2 separate regions of the Homo sapiens genome follow, and region 1 is linked to region 2. The links are chromatin contacts, found by Hi-C or POLR2A ChIA-PET in ENCODE. All regions are on one chromosome and are shown on one strand. Each heading gives the region's core, a stretch centred on a gene start or an enhancer-like site at or near the end of the contact. The rest is flanking DNA. Distances are from core to core; before and after follow the strand shown.

The links. A loop is a pair of places that touch in the nucleus more often than their neighbours do. ChIA-PET counts read pairs that join two places held with the same protein, here RNA polymerase II (POLR2A). Pooled maps may share reads with other maps.
Region 1: a pooled map shows a loop between it and region 2 (6-fold over the local background). The contact joins the promoter of PPP4R2 here to the promoter of LRIG1 in region 2. A Hi-C loop is called at or near these places in 1 of 37 single-sample maps with no recorded cell type and 4 of 50 pooled maps. POLR2A ChIA-PET finds 5 or more read pairs at or near these places in 1 of 52 experiments (OCI-LY7).

Annotation. Positions count from the first base shown.
Region 1 is chr3:72,995,422-72,998,121 of GRCh38, forward strand. PPP4R2 (protein phosphatase 4 regulatory subunit 2) reads left to right here and starts at 1,390. Exons shown (of 9, transcript NM_174907.4): 1 at 1,390-1,650; 2 at 2,656-2,700. The coding sequence starts at 1,617. LOC124909395 (a long non-coding RNA gene) reads right to left here and starts at 1,770. Exons shown (of 2, transcript XR_007095961.1): 1 at 1,686-1,770. RefSeq lists enhancers at 1,015-1,064, 2,325-2,374 and a silencer at 1,245-1,874.
Region 2 is chr3:66,499,572-66,502,271 of GRCh38, forward strand. It overlaps LRIG1 (leucine rich repeats and immunoglobulin like domains 1), which reads right to left and starts at 1,451. Exons shown (of 19, transcript NM_015541.3): 1 at 619-1,451. The coding sequence starts at 836. RefSeq lists enhancers at 547-1,047, 1,048-1,548 and silencers at 651-860, 881-960, 1,001-1,140, 1,161-1,820.

The DNA of each region.
Region 1 (2,700 bases), core at 140-2,639, 6.5 Mb after region 2:
CTCACAGATGAGTATAAAAATGTCCACGCACTGGCTGGGAGCCAGATGATTTGGGTTCTGGGTTCTAGTTCTGTCTCCCCAGACTTGCTGTCTGTGACACAGCTTTCCCATTTGTAAAATGTCAGGGCTGCAGAGGACTTCTGAGGTTTCCGCCCTCTCCTACCTCCTGGGAGATTATGTCATGTAATAATGCTAACAGTGGTAATAAAAACCCAGCCACGTTGAGTGTTCCAGGTTTCACGCACTGTGCCAAATGTTTCACATTTGCCATTTCACTCAATCCTCGTGGCCGTTTTACAACCCTCATTTTATAAATAAGAACCCTGAAGCTGCCTGAGTTTAGGTAACTACTTCAGGGCCACACAAGGAGTAAGTAGTTGAGTTGGGATTTGAATATTGATTCCAAACCTTGAGCTCTTAATGACTTTGCTGTATACATTACTTCTTGCCACAGGTGGGCCAGTGACGAACGAACGTTGGGTTAAGCAGGGAGGTATTCTTGTTAGGATTATTAGCAATGCTTAGTGTATGTATGTATTGTTAATTTTATTATTATTTTTTTGAAACAGTCTCGCTTTGTCGCCTAGGCTGGAGGCAGTGGCGCGATATCGGCTCACTGCAACCTCCGCCTCCTGGATTCAAGCGATTCTCGTGCCTCAGCCTCCCGAGTAACTGGGATTACAGGCACGAGCGACCACGCCCGACTACATTTTGTATTTTTAGTAGAGACGGGGTTTCGCCATGTTGGCCAGGTTGGTCTTCAACTCCTGACTTCAGGTGCTCCGCCCGCCCCAGCCTCCCAAAGTGCTGGGATTACAGGCTTGAGTCACCGCGCCCGGCCTGTATTTATTTTTATATAGAGAAGGGCGAGGGAGCGGGGTCATTTTGTTACCCAGACTGGTCTCGAACTCCTGGGCTCAAGCGATCCTCTCGCCTCGGCCTCCCTCCCAAAGTGTTGGGATCACCGGCCTGAGCCCCCTGCCCGGCCTCGCTCTACGTTTTTTAGGCGCATTCTGAACGTGAAGTGTATACACTGAATTCTCACAGCAACTGCATAGGGCATCAGTACCAGTGCCCTTACTGTACAGATGGGGAAAATGAGGCTCAGACAGGCGAAGTAAGTAGCTTAAGTTCACACAGAGAGGAAATGGCAGGGATTCAAAGCCTAGGAGTCCGCCTGCAACCCTCTCGCCTGACCGTCCAGTCTTCAGCTCCGCGGAGCCTGGGCCTGGGGCTGGGGCTGGGGCTGAGGCTCTGGAAGCCGCCGGGACGCAGACGCCACTGGGCCCCAGCGTCACACCTCGGCCGCGCACGCGCTCTCGGGTTCCGGGCCGGAGCGCGCGGCGGGAGCGAGGACGGCGGCAGGGAGCGTGCGCGCGGTGACGTACCGGGCGCCATGTTGGAGGGTTGGTGGTAGCGGCTTGGGGAGGTGCTCGCTCTGTCGGTCTTGCTCTCTCGCACGCTTCCCCCGGCTCCCTTCGTTTCCCCCCCCCGGTCGCCTGCGTGCCGGAGTGTGTGCGAGGGAGGGGGAGGGCGTCGGGGGGGTGGGGGGAGGCGTTCCGGTCCCCAAGAGACCCGCGGAGGGAGGCGGAGGCTGTGAGGGACTCCGGGAAGCCATGGACGTCGAGAGGCTCCAGGAGGCGCTGAAAGGTGGGGGTAGCTGCCCCCTCTCCATTCCCCCTCACCTTCTCCGGCTCGCTCTTCTCTCCTTTCAGGGCGGATGGTTCCGAGGACCGGGGCCGGGCGCGGCGTGGGGAGAGTGCTTCCCGGGCTCCCATCCCCCTCCACCTCCCCAGGGGCGGGGAGCCCTGTGGGCAGCTCTCTCCCGCCCCGCTCTGGCTTTGTGTCGGCCGCCGGCGTCTGGGCTGGGGGAGGGGAGCCGGGGAAACTCTTGCGGGGGCCCCAGTCTTTCTCCCACCCGTTCAGGGGACGAGTGGCGGACCCGCAGACCCCTCCCTCCCAGATATCCTCTTTTCTCCACCAGGCTACCCGTACGCTAGGCGTTGGGGTGGGAGAAAAAGTAAACGGTTGGTGGGGGCGGGGGTAGGGGGTAGCATCGCAACTTTTAAGTTGTCTCAGTATGCCTTTTTCAGGGCTTTTGAAGTCATCTTTCCGCGCCCTAATTTCGAGGTGGTTGCCTTCACTGTTCTTGATTGCACGCCTTCCACGCAACAGGCTTGAGAACAGTGGCTTACAAACTTCGAGTAGAGAGATTTCAGCGTTTTGAGAATTATTCTTTGACATTCAGAATCATTTGGGGACGGCAACTTGGGGTAGTTGGTGCTTCTTAGAAAGGCAGATTTATGGACTTAGATGAACAATTGGTGGGAGTCGGGGCCTGGGGATTTTTATTTTCACTGGATTCCCAGCTTAATATAATGCTGGTGTTCCCCCGGACCACACTTCGAGAAGCACTGCGTTAAAAATGGTTTGTGAAGTTGAGTGCCCCCTTTAGGAGGATTCTTGTTATCTGTAAAGAGGGTGACATGTTGGAAGTAGAACTTGGAGGATTGAGGTGGTAATTTGGTTGAGAGGCCTTATTTTTTTAATTTTGTATTTAATTGATTTTTAATAAGGTAAAGGACTAGGAGGAAAGTTTGTTTTTAGAGCGCTTTTGAGAAAACTGATAACGTTTTTTTTTCTTCCTTCATCTAGATTTTGAGAAGAGGGGGAAAAAGGAAGTTTGTCCTGTCCTGGATC
Region 2 (2,700 bases), core at 201-2,700:
GGTCCTCGGGGGAAGACTGCCTTCTGCCCCGCACAGAGAGGCAAGTCAGGCCACCACGGTCTTCGGGGATCAGGAGACGGCTACACACACTATCAACTAATAAATAATGTAAACGAAAGACTGGACCCAACAGTCACCTTCATTCATTACCCACTGGAAGACCAAGGAGCTCAGACACCAAATAGTTGGATTACAGGAGAGGAAAAGGAAACGCACCCACATACCCCCACAGACTTCTTCACACTCTTCTCCAGACGTTTCCCACCCACCCACCCGCAAACACACTCAGCTCCAGACTCCCACTCACTCACCCCCAGATGGCCCGCACGACGCGTGCTGGCTAACCCCCAAATCTCTACGACCCACGCTCGCTCGTCTCCAGACCCCACGAGGCACGCTCTTCTTCTCCAGGCTCTCTCGCACGCCTACTCCCCCGGACCTCCACGCAGAATCTCCCTTCCGCCACTCCAACCTGACAGTCTTCCAACACGCACAAGCACGCACAACTCCACACACACAACCCAGTCCGCACCCCCTCCCTGAGTACGAACCCCCGCCGCTCCATCCCCAAGTGACAGAGCCCCGGGGCGCAGAGAGGGCGGAAAGGGCGGCACTCACAGGCTCCGCGTCCAGGAGGGCAGGTCCCCGGGCAACGCAGCCAGCCCGCGCCCACCGCAGTCCAGCGAGTCCCCAGCGCAAGTGCAGGCGGCCGCGCAGGGCGCCCGCGGGCCGGCCGCGGCGGTCACCGGCTCCAGCCGAAGCAAAAGCAGCCAGAGAAGGAGAAGGCAAGGCGAGCGGCGCGGGGCCCCGAGCCCTCCCCGGACCGGCCGCGCCATCTTGTCTGGAGCGCGCTGCGAACTCCGGGCGCGGGGACTGTGAGGACCCGAACGGCCGCAGACGCGGGCGGGCCCGCGGGGCGCTCCGCTCGGCTCTAGACTCCGCACCGGGGCATGGCCCCCGCCCCAAGTTCTCTCTGCGGCCGCGGCTCCGGCACTCAGCGTGCCCCCGGTGCCCGGGCCGCTCCGGAGCACCCGGCGGGGGCCGCAAACCCCGCGCCCATCCGGGCCGGCCGGCCCGCCCGCGCTAGCTGCGAACTCCGCCGATTCGGGCAAGGTGTACCCAGCCTGCGCTCTTCGTCCGCCCGGGGCACGCCGAGTGCCGCTACCGACACCGGCCGAGGGCAGTGCTGCCGCTGCGCCTGGAAGACAGGCGTTCAGCCCCGCAGCCCGAGCTCGGTGCCGGCAGGCATCTTCCTCTGGGCTCGGAGCGCAAAGCCGTAGACCTCGGGCTGGACGGCGCGGCCGGCCCCGCGCTGGGAGGCCCCAGTGCGCCTCGCTGTCCCCACGCCGCGGCCAGAGAGCGCGCGCGCGCGCGCAGCCTCGGGTTCCGCACGGCTCCTCCGCGCAGCAAGAGTCCCGCCGACCTCGCAGCCGAACAATCAGCCGCTTGCTGTTCGCCTCCCCGCGGCCCAGCCCCGGCCGGTCCCCCAAGCCCCGCCCCCGGCCGCTCGCCCGCACACACCCCCTAGGCTCCGCGCTCCGCGGCCGCCTGCTGGCCCACGTTGGATGCTTTGCAACAGCGCCCCGCCACGCCTCCCCGCCTGCTGCTCATTGGCTGCCGGAGTCCACCGTGGCCAGCCTCGAGGGCCATTGGAGCGCTCGCTGTGATCCCGCCCCTCCCGCTTCACCGGCTACCCCGCCCCCACACTCTTTTCCCACCCAAGGTGTGAAGGGCGGGAGACTGGGAGGAGAAAGGGAGGGACGGCCCCCGCCTCTTAAAGGAGACACGCAGGTTGTTGTTGGAGAACGGGAACGCGGGCTGGGGAAAGGAGGCGTGAAGATACGCCCTCTGCGTCAAGAAGGGGAGAGAAAGTTAAGAGGGTAAAACGCCCCCGTTTTGGGGCTGTCTGGCCCCAAGGCTTTTTACGTCCTCCTCAGGCTGCAAGCAGGACTGCAGATTAGAAGCAAACCCGCGTCCGTTTTCCAGGTTCCTTCCAAAAGCGAAGACACAGGTTTAAAACTTAACACATTTCTTCCTGACTGGGACATCCTTGGTTATTTCATTAGGCGTGGTCCCCTTCCTCCTCGAGCAGCCTGGAGCATCTGCTCCTGACTTGTTCTTCACGTCCTAAATCCAGCAATATGTCCTTGATTACTAAAATGAATGTGTGCTGCAGAAACCTAGTCTCAAAGGTGCACCCTCGGCCAGGAGTGGTGGCTCACGCCTGTAATCCCAGCAGTTTGGCAGGCCAAGGCGGGCGGATCACCTGAGGTCAGGAATTCGAGACCAGCCTGGCCAACATGGTAAAACCCCGTCTGTACTAAAAATGAAAAATAAAAAAATTAGCCAGGTGTGGTGGTGCACACCTGTAATACCAGCTACGGGAGGCTGGGACAGGAGAGCTGCTTGAACCCCGGAGGCGGAGGCTGCAATGAGCAGAGACTTGTCACTGAATTGTCACTGAATTCCAGCCTGGGTGACAGAGCGAAACTCCGTCTCAAAAAAAAAAAAAAGTGCACTCTCCTTCCCAGCTAGTGAGTTGAAGGGTACTTCTAGAAATGCTGCAGCCTTTGATAAAGGGGTTGCTTTGTTGTTGTCATTGGGTTTTTGTTTTAATCAGAGTCTTTTTAAGATAATTTTCAAGAAGCCATTGTGTATTCGTAAGAGACAGAGTTAAAGGAGAAATAATAGTTAACAAAG